Regions from separate parts of the Homo sapiens genome. Here region 1 is linked to region 2. Evidence: chromatin loops called from intact Hi-C (ENCODE). Cell type or tissue: mammary epithelial cell. All regions are shown on one strand. Links, peaks and the distances in the headings refer to the core of each region. The heading gives the core; the rest is flanking DNA. Region 1 overlaps SPDYA (speedy/RINGO cell cycle regulator family member A). Region 2 overlaps ALK (ALK receptor tyrosine kinase).

Region 1 (11,714 bases), core at 1,844-9,843, 370 kb after region 2:
TTCCAGTAAAGATAATACGATACATGGAAAAGTATATTTGAAAAAGAAGAAAATAGAACTTTTATAAATGGAAAATTTTATAATGAAATTAGCATATTAGACATAAGCTGAAGATAAAATTAGTGAACTGAGAGATAAGTCTAAATAAATGATCTAAAATGCAGCCCAAAGAAACACAGATAGAAAATAGCAAAGATTGGCCCGGCTCGGTGGCTCACGCCTGTAATCCCAGCACTTTGGGAGGCTGAGGCGGGTGGATCACGAAGTCAGGAGATTGAGACCATCCTGGCTAACACGGTGAAACCCCGTCTCTACTAAAAAATACAAACAAATTAGCCAGGCGTGGTGGCGGGCGCCAGTAGTCCCAGCTACTCGGGAGGCTGAGGCAGGAGAATGGCGTGAACCCGGAGGCGGAGCTTGCAGTGAGCCGAGCACTCCAGCTTGGGCGACAGAGCGAGACTCCTTCTTAAAAAAAAAAAAAAAAAAAAGAAAGAAAAGAAAAAAGAAAATAGCAAAGATGGGGATGGGTCCAGTGGCTCACACCTGTAATCCCAACACTTTAGAAGGCTGAGGCAGGTGGAGTGCTTGAGCTGAGGAGTTCGAAACCCAGCCTGGGCAACATGGAGAAACCCCATCTCTACAAAAAAATACAAAAATTAGCTGGGTGTTGTGGTGAATGCCTGTGGTCCCAGCTATTCGGGAGATTGAGGTGGGAGGATCCCTTGATCCAGGGAGGTGGAGATCGCAGTGAGCTGAGATCACACCACTGCACTCCAGCCTGGGCAACAGTTAGACTGTCTCAAAAAAAAAAAAAAAAAAAAAAAAAGAGAGAAAGAAAGAAAAAGAAAATTTCAAAGATAAGTGATGGGGAAGACCGAGCGAGGCATAACAAGTTTAATTGGTTTCAAAAGGAGAAAAAGGAGATAGCAGAGGAAGAGAAATATTTGAAGAGACAGTGGATAGAATTTTCTGAGTTGTCTGTTGAAAGGCATCAATCTTCAGGCCAGGCTCAGTGGCTCACGTCTGTAATCCCAGTACTTTGGGAGGCTTAGGCGGGTGGATTACCTGAGGTCAGGAGTTTGAGGCCAGCTTGGCCAATATGGTGAAACCCTGTCTCTACTAAAAATACAAAAGTTAACCAGGCATGGTGGTCTGTGCCTGTAGTCCCAGCTACTTGGGAGATTGAGGTGGAAGGATTGCTTAAACCTGGGTGGCAGAGGTTGCAGTGAGCCAAGATGGTGCCAATGCACTCCAGCCTGGGTGACAGAGCAAGACTCCATCTCAAAAAACAAAAACGAAAAACATCAATCCTTAATCTTCAGAAAGGTTACCAAATCCCAAGTAAGTTATTAAAAAGAAACCAGTGCCAAACACCAAAGAAAAAGAGGTCTTAAAAGCAGCCAGAAGGCCAGGTGTGCAGCTCATGCCTGTAATTCCAGCACTTTGGGAAGGATGGCTTGAAGTCAGGAGTTTGAGACCAGTCTGGGCAACATGGCAAAACTCCATCTTTAAAAAAAAATAAAAAATAAAAAATTAGCCGGGTGTCGTGCTATGTGCCTGTGGTCCCAGCTACTCAGGAGGCTGAGGCAAGAAGATCACTTTAACCCTAGAGGTAGAGGTTGCAGTGAGCCAAGATCATGCTGCTGCACTCCAGCCTGGGTGACAGAGTGAGACCCTGTCTCAAAAAAAAAATTAAGAACCTCCTATATGTTAGTAATTGAAAGATGAAATAAAATGTTATATGTTCCTTGCCCATAAGGAGCCTACAATTAAGTAAAGAAGGCAAGTAAGCATGAAACAAATAATTGTGAAAGGTAATGTGGAAGAATGATAATAGAAGTTCAGAGTCTTATAAGAATACATAGAAAGGAAACATTATAAGACTGTATAGAAAGGAAAAGAACTTGAGCTTTAGAACTATGGCTGAGAAAATATTTAACGAGGAGAACTATTGAGGCCATACAAAAAGTATGATTAGTCTTAAAATGGAAATTATAATTCATGTTATTTTTAATATGGAGCTTACATAATACAACATGCAGTACAACCTTACAGATAATTGTATTGCATAAACTCAATAGTGCTCTACTGGTAATAACTTTATAAAACAAGTTAAACGAATTCAATTTCAGGCATCTAGTAAGATTTAAACTAAAGCTTCTTTTGGTTTGTTTTTAATTCTCAGGTAAAAAAAAAACACAAAATAAATATTGCATCAACATAGATACAATACAATACTGAGATATATAAACAGCAATTTAACTTAGTGGTTGATGGCTGAATTTGGTCATTGATAACCACTCCTGAGTTTGTGCCCCTGCTTTGCTGCTTACTAACTTGTTTGTTCTTAGAAAGTACTTAATCTTCCTCTCAGTTTCCTCATCTGTAAAATGGGGATAATAAAAAATTTATTTCATAGGGAAAATTAAATGAGTTAATACTACATTAAAATTTTTTGTGGTGCCTTGCACATAGTACTCAGTATTACCTAATACTATTATATTTAGCAATCATCCTAAATTTTGAGTTCATTTTTCCCTGTGCACTGGAAAATATATCTCCTGAATACAAGTAGAAATCAGTTTCTTTGGCTGGGCGCGGTGGCTCACGCCTGTAATCCTAGCACTTTGGGAGGCCGAAGCAGGTGTATCATGAGGTCAGGAGATCAAGACCATCCTGGCTAACACAGTGAAACCCCATCTCTACTAAAAATACAAAAAAAAATTAGCCGGGCGTGGTGGCATGCGCCTGTAGTTCCAGCTATTCAGGAGGCTGAGGCAGGAGAATTGCTTGAACCTGGGAGGTGGAGGTTGCAGCAAGCTGAGATAATGCCACTGCACTCCAGCCTGGGCAACAGAGAGAGACTCTGTCACAAAAAAAAAAAGAAAGAAAGAAAAGAAAAAGAAAAAAGAAATCAGTTTCTTCTAGTCCTGTTTTTTTTTTTTGTTTTTTTTTTTTTCTCCTGACAGCATCTTGCTCTGTTGCCCAGGCTGGAGTATAGTGGTGATCATAGCTCACTGCAGCCTTGAACTCCTGGGCTCAAGTGATCCTCTTCATCTCAGCCTCCCAAGTAGCTGGCACTACAGGCACATGCCACCATGCCTGGCTAATTTTTTTATTTTTATTTGTGTAGAGACTTACTATGTTGTCCAGGCTGGTCTTGGACTTCCAGCCTGAAGCAATCCTTCCGCCCCAGCCTCCCAAAGTGCTGGGATTACAGGCGTAAGCCACTGTACCCAGCCTAGTCCTATTTCTTTAATAACTCTTTGATTCTGAATTAAATACACTTTGAGTAAAAACTTTACCTTCAGTGCTGACAGCTATTGTGGTATTCAACTTAAATATTTTTTATATGTGTTCTCTAGGTAAACACTTAAAATTATATTCATATGGCTGGGCGCGGTGGCTCACGCCTGTAATCCTAGCACTTTGGGAGGCTGAGGCAGGCGGATCACTTGAGGTCAGGAGTTCGAGACCAGCCTGGCCAACGTGGTAAAACCTCATCTCTACTAAAAACACAAAAAATTAGTTGGGCGTGGTGGTGGGAGCCTGTAATCCCAGCTACTTGGGAAGCTGAGGCAGGAGAATTGCTTGAACCCGGGAGGCAGAGGTTGCAGTGAGCCAAGATCACGCCACTGCACTCCAGCCTGGGTGACAGAGTGAGACTCCATCTCAAAAAAAAAAAAAAATTTTATATATATATATATATATATATATATATATATATATATATATTCATGCATTCCCAACTACAGCATTATATCCAGCTATAGGGTAGAAAAGGAAATATACTCTTTTTTTTTTTTTCTTTCCTGAGACGGAGTCTTGCTCTGTCTCCCAGGCTGGAGTGCAGTGGTGTGATTTCGGCTCACTGCAACCTCCACCTCCCGGGTTCAAGCGATTCTCCTGCCTCAGCCTACCGAGTAGCTGGGATTATAGGTGCCCACCACCACGCCCAGCTAACTTGTGTATTTTTAGTAGAGACAGGCTTTCAACCATGTTGGCCAGGCTGGTATCGAACTCCTGACCTCAGATGATCCACCCGCCTCGGCCTCCCAAAGTGTTGGGATTACAGGCGTGAGCCACCGTGCCTGGCCAGAAACATATTCTTAAATAATGCAAATTCCAAATGTATTCTGACCTATAGATTGGAAAACCATTTCACAGATCACAATGAATATAAACTAAAGTCAGTGGAAGAACTGGAAAACAACTGTATTCCTTTGTCACAGCTCAGTGTGTTTAGTAAAAGAGCCAGTGAATACCAATGGTATCAAATACGAATAATGACTATGTTATAGATATAGGTCCACAAAGACTATGTTTAGAGCATTTTCCACAAGTTGTTCAATGTAAAAGGGCAATGATGATGGTGATTTTTACTATATATTAATTGAAAATTTCAGAGAATATTCTGGTTTTAAAAAATATCTAAGTCACAAAGAGGAGAATTTGGGATAATTTATATGGAAGCATTCTGAAAAATGTAAAACATGCAATACAAATTGAAGAGGAATACTCCAAGAAATCTTGGCCAGGCGCAGTGGCTCACACCTGTAATCCCAGCACCTTGGAAGGCCGAGGCGGGCAGATCACGAGGTCAGGAGATCAAGACCATCCTGGCCAACATGGTGAAACCCCGTCTCTACTAAAAATACAAAAATTAGCTGAGCGTGGTGGCACGTGGCTGTAATCTCAGCTACTTGGGAGGCTGAGGCAGGATAATCACTTGAACCAGGGAGTCAGAGGTTGCAGTGAGTCAGGATTGTGCCACTGCACTCCAGCCTGGCAACACAGCGAGATTCCTTCTCAAAAATAAATAAATAAATAAAAAAGGAAATCTTAGGCATATAGCATGATAAGTGAAAAAAACATAAAAATATCCTATTAAAGTAAAAAACATACAGCATTTATACAGGAAGGCCTATTCAAAGATATACATAAGGTTTTAAATAGCCTCTGTTTTAAATAAGGTGTAATGTATATAATAGATAACACAACAATCACTTAGTAGAAAGTATACTTACAGAGCAATAAAGAAATTTATCCTGGTATGCTCACTTATAGTAAATTTAGCCCTCTTGAAATAAACAAAGGTCATAGCCAAAAGATACTATAAGGAAAAAAGTTAAAAATTAATATTAATGTTTTGCTTTCATAAATAAAACTGCTTTAAAATAGTTAACTTTAAAATTTTCTGATGAATAAGCTAAAACAATAAAGTGTTACTTATTATAGAATTGTGTACTTAATTTTTGGATTCCTGTAATCCACCATGTGAACAGTGAAAAGTAATTCTTGACTATTTATTATATCATTATAAACTAGAATGGACTCCTAAATTTTATTATTGCCAATAGTTTGAGCTAAAATCCCACTTTTATCTAATTTAAATTTCAAACCTATACAGAAACTGAAATAACAGCAAAATGAACAGCCATGCATCCTCACTTAGATGCACCAAATTTGCCATGTTTGCTATCTCTATTTGTGTGTATGTATGTGTATATATAATTTTTCTAAACCCTTTTAGTTACAGACATCCATACTCACTTTTTAAAATAACTTTTTAAAATGATTTCCAAATGACTTCAGAAATTAGAATAACATGGCTGTATTTTCATGGGGAGAATGTGTTTTAAATGTATTATTAGAAAGATACATCTCTAGCCTGATTATTAGCACATATGCCAGGTTCTGTCTGTTCAAATTAAAAACAAGTTATAATAATGTATCAGATTATCTCTCGTAAGACATTTATTCATCCTATTGTAACAGGATTTGCCACAAAGGTGATACCAAGTTTTCACAGTAACTTCCAGTAAAGTACTCTTGAGATCGTGTTAAGACAGTACTCCAGGTAGTTACTTTTCCAACACTGCCCCCTTCTGCACAACAACTTTACTGCACCTTAAAACCATAAAGTTTAAAACTTCCTGACGGGCGCAGTGGCTCACACCTGTAATCCCAGCACTTTGGGAGGTCGAGGCGGGTGGATCACAAGGTCAGGAGTTCAAGACCAGGCTGGCCAATATGGTAAAACCCCCATCTCTACTAAAAATACAGAAAAATTAGCCGGGCGTGGTGGCACATGCCTGTAATCCCAGACATTTGGGAGGCTGAGGCAGGAGAATTGCTTGAACCCGGGAGGCGGAGGTTGCAGTGAGCTGAGATCACGCCACTGCACTCCAGCCTGGATGACAGAGTGAGACTCCATCTCAAAAAAAAAAAAAAAAAAAAGAAAAAGAAAAAAAAAAAATCACATCATAACTCCACATGAATTGTATATTTGATATTACAGCATTACTGTTAATTTTAAAAGTTCTATGACATTGTAATTGTTTTAAAACAGCTCTTAACTTTTAGTGATATATTGTGAAATATTTATGGATAAAATGTTAGGATGTCTGGGATCAGCTTCAAAATAATCGTTTTTGGTGAGAGGCATTAGAAGAAACAAGAACAGCCACAGTTGATCTATTGTAGCTAGATGAGATGCATATGGAGGCTCTTTGTTCTATTCTATTTACTTCAAATTGTGTATGTTTTAAATTTTCCAAAATGAAATTTAAAAAATTTTATAAACCTTCTTCTAGTGTATCCCTGTCATCTTAAGCTTAAATAAAAATCTTCACCCCAGTACTTTGTATTTAATCACAAGCTAACCTTCCACTCATTCCCTTTACTGTTGGCTAGTAGTGATGTAAAGTCACGCTTAATTTTCAAATATGACTGCTTGGTACAAAATGGCATTTACAAAGCTGAAAATTCTTAGCACGAGAAATATTTTTCTAAAAGAAAAAAATTGAAAAATACAAAGCTGAAATTTTATTTTATTATTATTATTTTTTTGAGACAGAGTCTCGATCTGTCGCCCAGGCTGGAGTGCAGTGGCTCGGTCTCGGCTCACTGCAACCTCTGCCTTCTGGGATCAAGCAATTCTCCTGTCTCAGCCTCCCGAGTAGCTGGGACTATGGGTGCGCACCACCACACCTGGCTAATTTTTGTATTTTTAGTAGAGACAGGGTTTCTCCATGTTGGCCAGGCTGGTCTTGAACTCCTGACTTCAGGTGATCTGCCCGCCTCAGCATCCCAAGCGCTAGGATCACAGGTATGAGCGACAAAGCTGAAATTTTAACCATTCAACAAAATCTAAAGAATATAGAAACATCGCTGCTCCCAGTGTGTAAGTCAGACATTCTTTTATGAAACACTGATTCCTAAACAACATGTTAAACTAATTTTACCCTACAAATTACTGAGATTTGTTTTCTCTGACTTACAAAATACTAAAATGCAGACTACCTTAGTAAAGTAAATCTCAGAATATTTTTTCTCCACAGCCTGATAAAAGGTAATAACTGATCAAAATGTATTAAGTCTATACTGATTTTCTGTTTGTGGTTCTTTGGTTTTTGTTCGTTTTTGAGACAGGGTCTGGCTCTGTCACCCAGGCTGGAGTGCAGTGGTGGTACCACAGCTCACTGCAGCCTTGATCTCCCTGGCTCAAGCAATCCTCCTGCCTCAGGATAAAATATATATATATATATATATATATATATATATATATATATATATATATATATATTTTTTTTTTTTTTTTTTTTTTTTTTTTTTAAGAGACCAGGTCTCCCTATGTTGCCAAGGCTGGTCTTGGAACTCCTGGGCTTAAGTGATCCTCTCGCCTTGGCCTTCCACAGTGTTGGGATTACAGGCATGAGCTGCCACACCTGTTTTGATTTCTGTTTTCAATCAAATACAAATTTAAGGTCATTTAAATGTAATCAATAATATTCTACAATTCCTTAAGTATAGACTGAATCTATGCTATATGCTAATTCCAGAAATTCATGTGTAAAGCTTCTGCTTTGAAGGAGCAGTGCAGGCTAGCTCTTATTTTTTTAATTTTTAAATTTAATTAATTTGTTTAGAGACAGAGTCTTGCTCTATTGTCCAAGCTGGAATGCAGTGGCACAATTGATCAAAGCTCACTGTATCCTCCAACTTCTGGGTTCAAGTGATCCTCCCACCTCAGCTGGGTGGCTGGAACTACAGGTGCATGCCACCACACTTGGCTAATTTTTAAATTTTTTAGAGATGGGGGTCTCACTATGTTGCCCAGGCTGGTCTCCAACTCCTGGCTTCAAGTGATCCACCCACCTCAGCCTCCCAAAGTTTTGGGATTACAGGTGTGAGCCACTGCACCTGGCCACTAGCTCTTTTCTTAATCATAACTAATAAGATAGAAAATTCTTATAAGGTCTCATTAAAGCTCTAATGGTTCAGTTACATTATAATGCTGGTTAATTGTTATACTGTTACCAAATTTACCTTGTCTGCAATTTTACAGCAGCAGTCCATCCACAAGAAATCTTGAATTAAATCGTCATCTACAACAAAAGATAGCTATAACTTGTCTTTTAAAAACAGAATGTTTCCTTTTGAAGAATTAATTTCTATGTCAAGAGATTATACATGGTGCTTAGAAATAAAACAAAAATGAATGAACCAGTGTTGCCTAAGGTGGAGTTTTCAGTTCTTTGGTGTATTTACCATTGCAAAGACTGTACGAAAAACTACTGCTTTATCCTTCATCAAGCCATCTGATTTGCCTTAACATATGGCTCAGATTGGAGAATGGTAGAAGTGTTTGGTTTACTGAATATCCAACAGTATTTTTAGTTTTGCATTCTTCTCTCCTATTTATCTCTATTCCACTTTCTATTACTCAAATACATATGAAAATGTCTATATAAAAAGGATTCATAATTCATTATTTATAATTAACATTTTGAAAAAACTATTAGGATAAAAAGATCAACAAACAAACACATTGTTAAAAATAATAACATCTAGAAAGTAGGTAAAATATTTCAATTCTAAAGGGCTAAAATATATAATCTCAAAATACATTAATAGTTGTCAGAATGTAATCTAGAAAAATCTGTTTTTCCATTCCCCCTTTCTCTCTTTCTCTTTTTTTTTTTTTTTTTTTTTAAAGAGACAGGGCCTCACTATGTTGCCCAGGTGGGCCTTGAACTTCTGGGCTCAAGTGATCCTCTGGCTTCAGACTCCTGAGTACCTGGAACTACAGGTGCATATGCCACCACGCCAGGCTCCTCTTCTTCATTTTAAGTAAAAAGGCATAACTTCTTTATATTCATTTGTGTACACTAAAATATCATCAATGTAGTCATACGGAAAGTTCCAAGAATAACTACTGATTTCCTGAGAATAAGAATTTCTGCCTTGCTAACTTTTTTTCCTTTTTTTAAACAGGGTCTCACTTTGTCACCCAGGCTGGAGTGCAGTGGCGTGATCTTGGCTCAACTGTAGCCTCAACCTCCTGGGTTTGAGATCCTCCCACCTCAGCCCCCCAGATAGCTGGGACTACAGGTATGCACCACCATGCCCAGATAAATTTTTTTTTTTTTGTATTGTAGAGAGGGGGTTTCACCACGTTGCCCCAGGCTGGTCTTGAACTCTTGAGCTCAAGCGATCCACTTGCCTTGGCCTCCCAAAGTGCTAGGATTACAGGCATGAGCCACCATATCCAGCCTTTTTTTTTTTTTTTTTTTTTTTTTTTGAGACAGAGTCTTGCTCTGTCACCCAGGCTGGAGTGCAGTGGCATGATCTCGGCTCAACTGTAGCCTCCACCTCCCAGGTTCAAGCGATTCTCCTGCCTCCGCCTCCCAAGTAGCTGGGATTACAGGCATGCACCACCACGCCTGATGGGGTTTCACCATGTTGGCCAGGCTGGTCTCGAACTCCTGGCCTCAAGTGGTCCGCCCCCTTCAGCCTCCTAAAGTGCTGGGATTACAGGAATGAGCCACTGCGCCTGGCCCATTAATTCTATTTATAGTTCTTTCTTTTTTTTTGAGACAGTTTCACTCTTGTTGCCCAGGCTGGAGTGCAATGGTGCGATCTCGGCTCACCGCAACCTCCACCTCCCGGGTTGAAGCGATTCTCCTGCCTCAGCCTCCCAAGTAGCTGGGATTACAGGCATGTGCCACCACACCCGGCTAATTTTATATTTTTAGTAGAGACAGGGTTTCTCCATGTTGGTCAGGCTGGTCTTGAACTCCTGACCTCAGCTGATCTGCCTGCCTTGGCCTCTCAAAGTGCTGGGATTACAGGCGTGAGCCACCGCGCCCAGGCTCTATTTATAATTTCTTAAGTTACCTAAAATGGTACAGCCAGGTATTTTCCCGTGTTTCTGATGATGAGTTTTGGGTACTAAAAAAGTTTGCAGGTAATAATTTTGTTCTGCTCTTAATGAAAAGAAGGGGAACTTTTATTAACATTCTAAATCTGATGGGGAAGCATCTTTATATCTTTTTCTACTTATATTCCTTACATTTTTTCCTGTTTCATCTTTTCATTTTGCTTTTCTTTAAATCGTAACTAGCTTGCTTTAATGCGCCTGACCTTCCTCTAGAAACAAGCAAGCTACAATCTACCAGACTGTAGCATCTACTTGACTTGATTCATTACTCCAAATATTTTTCAGAACTCATCTATCCTACCCCTTTTTCTAATCTGTTTACCTTATTACCCTACCTCAAAAAAAAAAAATTCCCTCTCTTTCCTAGTTAGGAGTACAGTACTATAAAGAAGTTTCTTTTTGCCAATGTTAAGAAATTATCAGCAAAGTAGCACTGTCTCATAACCTAAACAAATTCAAACTCAGTTTCATTATATGGACATGATAAAGCATAGTTAATTTTTAACAATGTTCCCAAACTGTTATCCTGAAACTTCTCTAGTGTGACCAAGCTTCCTAGTTTTCTTGGGTTTAGCAGAGAAAGTCCTGGGAAACCCCTTAGGCCCAGTCAAACTGGGTCAGTTAGCTCACCTGAGTCTTTATGTAGTATTTTATTTTAGGTCAAATAAAACTCATGCCATGGGCTATGAAGTTGAATTGCCCAGAATTTACATTTGACATCTGGATTTAAGTAGTCTAGAAGCTAGATGAGTATGAATTTTTAATCCATAAGGAAACAAAACAAACAAAAACCCAACATTGAAAAAAAAAGACTAAGTAAAACAAAAACAAATTTGGTTGGAGATGGGAAATTTAATACAAAAATAATGATATCCTCTTTGATCAGAATAAAAACATTTAGATGTTTACATTCTAGGTTTTTAGTACTTTATAATTACCACTATTACAATATTTTAAACCTACCAAATAATTTAAAGAAAGCAGTCATATCCTGACGCTGTATAACCAGACAAGGTCCTTTGGGGCGTTTAGATTTGTTGTTATTATGTGTATTTTTTTCAAATGCTTGCCAATTATCTTTACAAATAGGACGCTTCAGAGTAATGGGCTTTTTAGGCTGATGTGATCTATTTGACCCTGATTTTACATAAACAGTGACAGTAGGTGGTGTCTCACAACACATCTGATTGTGCCTCATTTTGGTTTCCCAATATTCCTGTAAAAATAAAACATACAATTATTCATCACACACATTCATTTCATATATAAACAACTAACTGGATGATACTACCATATGCAGTCATATAAAATGTTACTAAACTTGCCATTAAAATGTTATTTGTGACAGTGACTCCCATTAAAAATTGCTTTTGAAATTCAGCGCTAGGAAAAGCTATGCTTCTTTTGGGTAACAAACGGACATCCTCTTCCCAAATAAGAAGATACTGTATGCCATTTTGCTTTGGCTGCAGAACTCGACCAAATTTGA
Region 2 (11,714 bases), core at 1,961-9,960:
TCACAATTGGAATGCTTAAACAAATTATATAGCTGCAAGGATTAGGAAGTGCTCTAAGACAATCAGGCAGAAAGAGGAGGAGCTGGGGTTTTTTTGGCAAAGGTGGGCGGGGGGAAGCTCCTTACCGGAGGTAACTTCAATACCTGAAAGAAAGGGCAGGCCTTGGAAAGATCTGAGAGAAAGGCTTTCCAGACTGCAGGAAAAGCCAGTGTGAACAGCCAGAGGCAGGAAGGAGCCTAGCTTGCTTGCTGAGGAATGAAATCAAGTCCTGATGGTCGGAGCTAAGGGAGCCCAGGGCCAATAGGGGTGGAAGGGATGGGTCAGAACACAGACGGCCTTGGAACTCAGATGGGGGATGTGGATTTTATTCTAAACACCATGGGATGCCGGTTGAAGGGTTGTAAGCAGGAGTGTGATATGATCTTTGCTTTATAAAAAAAATCTCTCTGCCACTGAATTTACACTAGAGGTGGGTAAGTGAAGAAAGAAACCAGTTAAGAAAATCCTGCACATTGCTAGCTGAGAGAAACAGGAGAGCGATGTGGCTTGGTGGTGGCAGTGGAGGTAGCGCAAAGTAGTCAGATTCAAGATTTTTTTTTTTTTTTTTAGACTGTCATTCTGTCGCCCCGGCTGGAGTACAGTGGCGCCATCTCAGCTCACTGCAACCTCCGCCTCCTAGGTTGAAACAATCCTCTCACTTCAGCCTCCCAAGTAGCTGGGATTACAGACGCGTGCTACCACACCCAGCTAATTTTTGTATTTTTAGTAGAGACGGGATTTCACCACGTTGGCCAGGCTGGTCTCGAACTCCTGACCTCAAGTGATCCGCCCACCTCAGACCCCAAAATGCTGAGATTACAGGCATGAGCCACAGCGCCCGGCCTCAAGATCTATCTTGAATGTAGAGTTAACAGGACTGCTGACTGTTGGATGGGAAGTGGAGGGGTGTGGGATAACGGAGTCAAGGATGACTCCTGGGTTTTGGGCTTGAACAAATGCATAACCAGAGGTGCTGCTGAGTTGGGAAAGAATGAAAGAGGAGATGGTGTGGGTTCAGAAGGAGTTCCGTTTGGGCATGTTAAATTTGAGTTGCCTATTAAAATAGGCCAGTGAAGCTAATGAGTGGGCATCTGATAGATGAAACTAAAGATCAGAGAACTGTATGAGATCTTGGTGTATGAGATCTTGGAATCCACTGGATGGACATTTAAAGATATTAATTTTTGGCTCCCATTTTTCCTAAGAGCATAACCTCTATCACACCTGGAGACCATCTTCCACAATGTTTTTTTTTTTCTTTAATCATAACCTCCTTTCAGGTTATGATTAAGGAGAAAAATGTAGCTTTTAAAGGCTGATACAGAACAGCTTGATATTTTAAAATCTTTTATCAGATTATCTTCATCGATTCAAATGTTTAACAGTTTAATCAGCAATAATGTTTGCTATTATTTCTATCAATCATTCCAGGCAGAGCAAGTTTAATACCAAAAGAAAGTGAAGTTTAAAAATATATATATACACATATATATACGTATCTATATACACACACATATATATACGTATATATGTATATACACACATATATATGTATACATGTATATACATATATATACGTATATATATACATATATACGTATATATATACGTATATATATACATATATACGTATGTATATTTGATTTTAAATGCTCTGGTGCAAAGCTTTGGGCTTTTGTCGCTCCTGTTTAGGGCAGGCTTATAGGTGATGAAAGAACCATCTGGCATACAAAATATAGATTTGCCTCATCTGTAGGGTTTCTAGATAAAATACAAAATGGTCAGTGAAATTGAATTTCAGATGCACAGCAAATAGTTTTTTAGTATAAATATTGGAGCATACATATACTAAAAAAACTATGTGTTGCTTATCTGGAACTCAAATTTAACTAGGTATCTGGTATTGTTTGCAAATATGAAAATCCTACTTATTCAAAATTGTCAAAGTTCTATGACCAATACTACTTCTTGCTCCCTTGAACTCTAAACTAAGAAAATAAATATTCATGTGCAGTTCTATTAGTGCTCTCAAAGGATGCTATAACCTATATCTATCTAGAAAAACAGAAAACATATAGCTATAATTCTTTAGGCCTTACTGCCAGTTTCTTGTTCATTTGATTTTGCCTAGTTAGTTTTGCCTTGAAGGGAAGTAAGATCACCAAACAGAAAGGAATAATATATGTGCCAGGCAATTTGTAAGTAGCAAAATCAAGAGATCTCCAAACAGAAAGGAATAATATATGTGCCAGGCAATTTGTAAGTAGCAAAATCAAGAGATCTAATAATGTATTCCAGTCTGTCTCGGATTAGTTGTATAATAACCTGTGCTTCAACCTTCTCACCTGAAAAATAGGGAAAATATCTTTGCCCAATCCTTCTCACAAGAGTCTTTGAAATTTCACACAGATGATGACAATAAAAGCACCCCATGTTTCTTAGAAGATGAAGGAACTATTGTTCTCTACAATTTTTGTGGTAATATTTGCTAACCTCAGAAAACTACAATCACACTAAAAGATAGTCTTTGTCAAAAAGCTGATCATTAGGTAGTGGTTTAAAGTTTTAATCAAAATATCAAAGGTGATTCTTTTAGAACACGAAGAATTCATCTCATAAAGCTTTTAAAAAAACAAATGAGAAATCAAATATTTTTTAAAGAGAAATAGAGAAAAATGCCTTTTCAGATTTAAGACAAATACACAGAAAGTAAAATAGAATGGTATCAATGCAAGAAGCAGACAAATAGATGAAGTGAAAATATAGCCAGAAACAGACCTGTTTTTAATCGTGAGTCAATGGGTAAGGAGGAAATTATCTTATGCATAGTGTTGGAAGAGTAGTTATTTGAAAAGCAAATCAATTTAGGTCCTTACCTCACACTAGACACCAAATTAAATTCCAACTAGATTTAAGAAGAGAGCAAAAACAAACACAACTAGAAGAAGATAGCAAATATTTATCTAATCTTTGGTGAAGGGAAGATTGTATAACTATAAAATAAAGGAAATCATGACATTAAAAAAATAGGTTTGACTATCTAAAAATAAAAATCTTTCTTTGGTATGCTAAAAAGTAGCATTAGAAAGCAACTAAGGCCAGGTGCGGTGTTTCACATCTGTAATCCCAGCACTTTGGGAGGCCGAGGTGGGTGGATCACCTGAGATCAGGAGTTCAAGACCAGCCTGGCCAACATGACGAAACCCTGTCTCTACTAAAAATACAAAAATTAGCCAGGTGTTGTGGTGGGCGCCTGTAATCCCAGCTACTTGGGAGGCTGAGGCAGGCGAATCACTTGAACCTGGAAGGTGGAGGTTGCAGTGAGCCAAGATGGCACCACTGCACTCCAGCCTGAGTAACAGAGTGAGACTACATAAAAAAAAAAAAAGAAAACAACTAATAAAAGTATTTGAATTTTTTATAAAAGGTTAACATCTCTGACATATAAAGAGTGCCTACAAATCAAAAAGAAAATTGATTGATAGATACCAATTTGTCCCAGCAGATAAAAATGGGCAATTCATAGGAAAAAAAAGTGAAATGAATTAATAAACACTTGGGAAAACATCCAACCATGTGAATTATCAAGTCAATAAACATAATTTAAAATATTCTACCATTTTTTCCCTTAAAATCAGCAAAAGTTGTCATTATTATTAAGAATACTCAATGCTGGTGAGTGTGTCTACCACGCTTTTACATGGTGCTGGTAGATGAACAGAGTAACACATTTGGAAACCAAATAATATGCACCAAGAATTTGTCAATATTCATAGTCTTTTGATCTAGTTATTTTACTAGAATTAGCCTACATTTTAATTCAGTAATTACCCTGAATTACTAGATTATCCTATCTGGATTCAAGATCTATCTTGAAAGTTATAGGACTGCTGACTGTTGGATGGGAAGTGGAGGGGTGTGGGAGAATGGAATCAAGGATGACTCCTAGGTTTTGGGCTTGAGCAAATGTATAACCAGAGGTGCTGATGAGTTGGAAAAGAATAAAGGAGATGATGTGTGTACAGAAAGAGTTCCATTTGGGCATGTTAAATTTGAGTTGCCTATTAAAATAGGCCAGTGAAGTTGATGAGTGGGCATCTGATAGATGAAACTGAAGCTCAGAGAACTGTAAGAGACTATGAAATCAGCTGGCTGGACATCCTAATCTAGTAATTCAGAGACTTTATCTTAAGGAAATCTTCCTTTTAAAAAATGCACAAAGATGTTCATTATAGTATTTTAAATATTTTGAAAACTGAAAACAATGTGGAAATGATAAGGCAAACCAACTACTCAATGGAATGTTTTACAGCCATTAGCCATTCCAAATGTTATTTATGAAATGGACTGGCATGGAAAATGTTTATGATATAATGAAATGTGCAGAAAAGTCAAGGTTCAAAATTGCATATTGAATATAACTGCAAATAAGTGAAAAAAAATCTCAGCACAGAAACGACTTAAAAATCAACAGGGGTTGTCTTTTAAGGGAGCATCATGTGTAGTATTTTCTTATTTTTTAAATTTTTCTACATTTTAAGAGTTCTATGTTATGGAAAAGGGTATAATGGGGGAAAAAAAGGTTGAAATTGTATGTCTGTGTGCCTGTGTGTGTGTGTGAATGTGGGTGGGTGTGTCTATATCCATCTCCATGTCCTCTGTCCCATGCCCAGGTCCTTTGGAGTGCTGCTATGGGAAATCTTTTCTCTTGGATATATGCCATACCCCAGCAAAAGCAACCAGGAAGTTCTGGAGTTTGTCACCAGTGGAGGCCGGATGGACCCACCCAAGAACTGCCCTGGGCCTGTGTATGACTCTTTTAGGAACACTTCTGCTAGTTACTAAGCAGTTTTTCTTTTCAAAAAATATCCAGAGCCACATATGCTTCTTTAAGATGAAGGGGCAGATGGCTGCCCTCCCTTTAATATGCCCCAAGATGCGAATGTGACTGCGACTTCAGTGAGATGGATGCGTCTCCCAGGCCCTCAAAAGCAAGGATGCCATCCCAGAAAAAGTATCCATTGTCTGGCTACAGGCTGTGGACTCACCAGGCCTACATTCCCCAAGCTCCTGCTGGGAATGTGTGTCCCAGGCCCAGTCCCTGCTGCCCTACACCGTATGTCTGTGTCTACTTTAAAGATTTCCATTCCCTGCAATGTCTCCTGCCCTGCCTGGCACCCCTCACTTCCTTCCCACAAGCAACGTGGATGGGAAATATAATTGGAATATTCTGTCCCCAAAGTGGCTTTAACTCAGGAATGGAGTGACAGCAGCCGTGGTTAACATAAACATCAGGATGTCTGTGTTAGATACCTTTACACCTGCGCACTCTTCCTTGACCAATCAGCAGGGGGCAGCATAGGCCAAGTACACGGGGCCTAGACGAGTTCGCACCCTCAACGTATTCGTTGCAACCCTGGGGCTGGAAGAAAATATATTTTTCATCATTGTGCTTCTCCTTATTTTAATTAATGTGCTTCTTCTTTTAGATACCGGATAATGACTCAGTGCTGGCAACATCAGCCTGAAGACAGGCCCAACTTTGCCATCATTTTGGAGAGGATTGAATACTGCACCCAGGTAAAACATTTTCTCCCTTTGGTCAACATTTACTCTATATGAAACAGTCTTAAAGATGGCAAATACCGAAATATGAAATAGGTCAAGCCAGTCAGAGTACAAGATTTATGATCAAAATAGTGAAAATTAATTTTCTCTAAAATGAAATGACTGGTGTCTCCATTTGCCCATTTTGTAAAATAAATATTAGTAACTTCACCAGCACACAGCACAGTGCCAGACACACAGTAAAAACTGGGGAATCAATCCAGTCCACGAGAATTTATCAAGTCCCTACTGGGGACCTAATGTTTTAGTAGCCAAAATTGAAGCTTCACAGACGTATGGAACACATCTGCTCTCAAATAGTTTAGAGCCTGGCTGGAGAAATAACAACATGTGAAGTAATTAATTGCATATAAAATTGATAGATTATATGTCCAACTATATATGTCAGGAGGATTAAGGGAATGAAATTTCAAAGTAATCTGGAGAAATTTTAACATCATCAATAATACTTGCTATCATTCATACTGCACAAATCACTTTTTGCGTATTTCGTTTTATCCTTAGTGGGGAATGTAAAATATCCCTACCTTATAGATGAGGAGTTAAGGCCTGAAGAGTCTGTCCAAGTCAAACATTCTTCTAGCAATCCTGTGGGTTCCTCTACAGATCCCTCTCCCATTCCTTCAATAACGACTCGAAATTTTTGCTTCTCTCCCTCATTTTCAGCCGACAGCTATGCTTCCTCCCTCACCAAGAGGGTGGAGATCATCATAAGAGAATGCCCTCATTTCCTCCCTGTCTCTGATACAAACTTCTCTGCCTCTGCCGCCATTTCTCACCACCTGCCTTCCCGTCTCTCCTCCCCTTCAAGGCCAGCCTTGCTGCCAGTATCACCAATCGCCTGCTCAGGGCTTTGTTCTGTCCGATGCTCTCCTCTTCCCTGTATTCACTTTCTTTCCCTCTCTCTTGGTTCTCGTTCTGCCAGGATATCTAATTCTGAGAATATTTTAGAAGAGTCAATAAACCACTATTTATTTAATTTAATTTTGGGAGCAGTCTCGCTCTACTGCCCGGGCTGGAGCACAGTGGCGCCATCTTGGCTCACTGCAGCCTCCACCTCCCGGGTTCAAGCGATTCTCCTCCCTCAGCCTCCTGAGTGACCAGGATTACAGGCATGTGCCACCATATCCAGCTAATTTTTTTTGTAATTTTAGTAGAGATGGTGTTTCACCATTTTGGCAGGCTGATCTCGAACTCCTGACCTCAAGTGATCCACCCGCCTCGGCCTCCCAAAGTGCTGCCACACCTGGCCTACCTACTATTTCTTTAAATCCCCTCCTCTTCATTGTGACTAAAGACAGACACATTTTTCAAACTGTAGTCATTTTCCAGCCTCACTACTCCATCCTCTTATTCCTTTCAGCTCACGTGAGTGAACTGGCATTTTTATCTATAGACTTCCTATATCACGTTATTGAAGGTTCTTTCAGAGAACTCTGTTTAATGACATTAGGTTATTTTGTTGTAATCTGAATGGAATACACCCACTTAAACATATATACCTTCTTAGGAGTATTTTTCTCAATAGTCTATAATATCCCTCTTAAAAGGCAGTTTTACACAAGCATATTTAAAATGATTGATTCACTATAGAAATTACTAAAACACAGAGGGAACTAAAGAATGTTTTAATGAGTCAGAGGTAGTTATTTTTTAAACTCGAACACTCGTGTTTTTCTGTTACTCAGGTAATGAGGGTATTTTCTCAATTTGCATAAAATATTAATTAATTTCTCCAAATTTAATTTTTCTTCCACAAATTTTCCCTAAACTTCTGGCAGCTGCTTCTGTTCTTCTATGTTACAGTCTATTACTGTGAAAATGATCTAGCACACAGTTGTTTTTGTAAATGGTTTTCCTCACAGCACTTCAGCATTTCCTGGGTTGTGCAAAGGGTCCCTCACATCCAGACTAGTTAAAGAATGCCTGTAATCCCAGCACTCTGGGAGGCCGAGGCAGGTGCCTCACCTGAGGTCAGGAGTTCGACACCAGCCTGGCCAACATGTTGAATGAAACCTTGTCTCTACTAAAAACACAAAAATTAGCGGGGGTGGGGGGGTGGGGGGGTGGGGTGCATGCCTGTAATCCCAGCTACTCAGGAGGCTGAGGCACGAGAATGGCTTGAACCCACTAGGCAGAGGTTGCAGTGAGCCAAGATTGAGCCATGGCACCCCAGCCTGGGCGACTGAGCAAGACTGTCTCTAAAAAACAAACACAAAAACATGCACTGTGGTACCTGCACATGTGATGATGTGGCACAGGAAAACTTACAATCAAGTGTAAAGTACCCAAATGGAAATGGAAAGCAGCTGGGAAGAGATCAAAAAATAAACCCTGTAGGCCAACATGGCATGTGTCTCCTCTCCTCCTCCCCCCAGCCCCCCACCATCACTCTTGAAGTCAAACACATAGGCTTTTATTTTTATTTTTTCCAGTTGGAACGATTTTAGTGGAACTAGACTGGAATAATACAAATAATAATCTTAATTTTTTTTTTAAATCCACTAATCTTTAAAAACTGGCCAAAGGTCTCCTCCTCTGCAAAGCTTTTCCTGCTCCACTCTGTCCCAGGCACCCATACACACTTCCATTATAGCGCTTATCCTCTAAGGTCTTTGAGGATAAGGATGACTTCCCATTCATTTTGTATGCCCCAGTGCCTGTAAGTTACTATATTCTCAATAAATCCTGGTTTCCTCATCTGTAGAATATGTTTAGATAACATCATCTCTAAGGTATCTTCTAGATCCAACATTTTTTGTCTCTGATTCAAAGTTTTAATAATTTCCCCTACGGCAGGACCCGGATGTAATCAACACCGCTTTGCCGATAGAATATGGTCCACTTGTGGAAGAGGAAGAGAAAGTGCCTGTGAGGCCCAAGGACCCTGAGGGGGTTCCTCCTCTCCTGGTCTCTCAACAGGCAAAACGGGAGGAGGAGCGCAGCCCAGCTGCCCCACCACCTCTGCCTACCACCTCCTCTGGCAAGGCTGCAAAGAAACCCACAGCTGCAGAGATCTCTGTTCGAGTCCCTAGAGGGCCGGCCGTGGAAGGGGGACACGTGAATATGGCATTCTCTCAGTCCAACCCTCCTTCGGAGTTGCACAAGGTCCACGGATCCAGAAACAAGCCCACCAGCTTGTGGAACCCAACGTACGGCTCCTGGTTTACAGAGAAACCCACCAAAAAGAATAATCCTATAGCAAAGAAGGAGCCACACGACAGGGGTAACCTGGGGCTGGAGGGAAGCTGTACTGTCCCACCTAACGTTGCAACTGGGAGACTTCCGGGGGCCTCACTGCTCCTAGAGCCCTCTTCGCTGACTGCCAATATGAAGGAGGTACCTCTGTTCAGGCTACGTCACTTCCCTTGTGGGAATGTCAATTACGGCTACCAGCAACAGGGCTTGCCCTTAGAAGCCGCTACTGCCCCTGGAGCTGGTCATTACGAGGATACCATTCTGAAAAGCAAGAATAGCATGAACCAGCCTGGGCCCTGAGCTCGGTCGCACACTCACTTCTCTTCCTTGGGATCCCTAAGACCGTGGAGGAGAGAGAGGCAATGGCTCCTTCACAAACCAGAGACCAAATGTCACGTTTTGTTTTGTGCCAACCTATTTTGAAGTACCACCAAAAAAGCTGTATTTTGAAAATGCTTTAGAAAGGTTTTGAGCATGGGTTCATCCTATTCTTTCGAAAGAAGAAAATATCATAAAAATGAGTGATAAATACAAGGCCCAGATGTGGTTGCATAAGGTTTTTATGCATGTTTGTTGTATACTTCCTTATGCTTCTTTCAAATTGTGTGTGCTCTGCTTCAATGTAGTCAGAATTAGCTGCTTCTATGTTTCATAGTTGGGGTCATAGATGTTTCCTTGCCTTGTTGATGTGGACATGAGCCATTTGAGGGGAGAGGGAACGGAAATAAAGGAGTTATTTGTAATGACTAAGCATGGGGAAAGACATTCTTTACTTGAAAAAGAAAAAATCATAGACAACTGAAATGTCACTTTAGGTGACGGTTAGATGCTTTTAATTGTGCTGATTCATCACCAATTGTAAAAAATGTCGTGAGTAGTTCCAGTAGTATAGCAGAAGTGTGTATATACTCATCTCAATGAAATGCATACATTCCAAGTGCTTTGAGTAGGATAAAGCACCAATACAGATCCAGAGATTCAAACATCCTATTAAATATACCTCATGCCTTAAGAAAATCCTCCTACTAGAAGTGAAAAACTGAGTGTGAGGTTTCCTACTGGATTTAAAACTCAAGATTTAAACTACTTATTTAAAAAATTTCCACTAATTAAATTTTGATCATTTAAAAGCAAAAATTTTAAGCAGCAGTGATACATGGAAGCATGGAAACATATCCATTTGTGGGCATAAGCGTCAATACATTTTAGGCCAAAACCTTCTATTCGTTTCAGTCATGGAATGAACTACCAAACTCAAGTTTGTACCTGTAGAGATGGACAGGGCCCCGGGAGGAACAGGCCGCTGGTGGTCCTAAGGAGAGGCACTGATCCAGTCTCTTTCCTTTCACCGTTAACCTGCGTTTTCTCTCCCTTCCTCATGTGATCCAAGTACACTGGGAACATAAATGTGCTGAAATACACATCGCATAATTTGTATAGCTGTCAAAGGCAGATTAAAACAAAGAATTTTTTCCCTAGGAGGCGATGAGGAAAGGAATTGTGGAACCCTTGGAGAGTTGAGGTTGACATTGACATGTTAGAGTGGGAGTTCTGAACTTGGTTTTCACAGATGAATTTTACTTCCATGAAAACGCATTGGGAATCTGTTTAATTTTACACACATACTTATGTGTGTAATGCTTAGAATGCTTTATCAGTAAGTCCTCATTTCATCCTCTTTCTGCTTCTCCTCTAGCCTCACGCCCACTTTCTTTCCTGTTGGTAGCTACACCAAAGCATTCAAGAGGAAAGCAATTCTCTTATTACTTGCTAGTTACTAAACATTACCAAACAAAAGGACTATGTGTGTGTATATTATAAAAAGTATATATATACATACCTTTTTCTGACCTTCTCAGTTTCACCTGCGTCAAAAGCATCACTTTCAGCGTGGGAAAGCCATTATGTTAAAAGCCAACACCAGACAACTCTTCCTTTCTCTGAAGGCAGTTGCCTTTCCCTGGAGTTAGAGTGTACAACTGTAAAAGCACTGATGGCTAGAGGCTACCTTCCTTATCTGCTTAACTGCCAAAAATATTTTCATCAGAGATGCATGAAGATGAAACATCAATGAACTCATCTCTAAATAAATGTATCGGTAAAATTCTGGTTCATGCCAGGCACAAAAGTAGCCTAATCATATACACATTATTTAACTCACAGACCATCTGAAGGGGCTCGAGAATATCACTTTGAGAAACACTCTTCCTAAAGGATACTGACAGAGGAGTTGTCAATAACTGAGAAAAACACCTCCATTTTAGATTTGTAACATCAGTAACCAATTAAGCTGGGAGTAAGCTATCTGGTTAAATAGCCATCTCTTTATTGTTATTCATGGGGAAAATATTACTTCTTTCCACTTTTAAGAACGACAAATCCATTACATTTTCAGGTTGTGCCTTTCTACCACTGAGATTGATTTGTTGATCTCTCTAATCGTCCTTATTGGTATCAACTTTCATGTAAATAATAGTCAAGTCTTAAAAGCTTGTATACATGGATAAGTAAATAAACAACTCCACACTGAGATGCGATGACCTGAAGATGTTTCATTTAACTTGGTGTAACCCATGGGTATCAGCATGGTATTAATCTGGACTATGGTCCACTCGAATATTGCTCCAGGCACATGGCTACAATTCATACAGACGCTATGGATTTTAATAAAGTTATTAACCATGATAGAAAGTTCCACCCAGAATATGAACGGGCACAATTAAAGTTTGCAGAAGCTATGCTAATTAAACCGTAATCTAGCATAATTATTTATATCCTATGTCTATAAGGCCCATCGAAAGTTCACAACTGTTCCACTGGGAAGCTGGCAATTTGTGAGCAATGACCAG

What was found. Hi-C counts contacts between places; a loop is a spot of excess contacts. Peaks named below come from ENCODE experiments on the same cell type or tissue, not always from the same donor. Only the 100,000 strongest peaks of a DNase experiment are listed, where the experiment ranks them.
Region 1: it touches region 2 in a loop (7-fold over the local background); 43 of 110 quality-filtered maps call a loop at or near these places.

Annotation. Positions count from the first base shown.
Region 1 is chr2:28,815,724-28,827,437 of GRCh38, reverse strand. It overlaps SPDYA (speedy/RINGO cell cycle regulator family member A), which reads right to left. Exons shown (of 8, transcript NM_182756.4): 3 at 11,189-11,441; 4 at 8,332-8,390; 5 at 5,028-5,113. The coding sequence starts at 11,423. Among named protein-coding and RNA genes, the nearest start is that of SPDYA, 11 kb to the right of the region's middle. In mammary epithelial cell, for the core only: a CTCF peak has its summit at 5,874 (motif pointing left); a DNase peak (open chromatin) is centred at 5,857.
Region 2 is chr2:29,190,675-29,202,388 of GRCh38, reverse strand. ALK (ALK receptor tyrosine kinase) reads left to right here. Exons shown (of 29, transcript NM_004304.5): 27 at 4,713-4,847; 28 at 5,529-5,619; 29 at 8,467-9,615. The coding sequence ends at 9,165. Among named protein-coding and RNA genes, the nearest start is that of CLIP4, 81 kb to the right of the region's middle. In mammary epithelial cell, for the core only: a CTCF peak has its summit at 5,384 (motif pointing right); no DNase peak of the experiment used is centred there.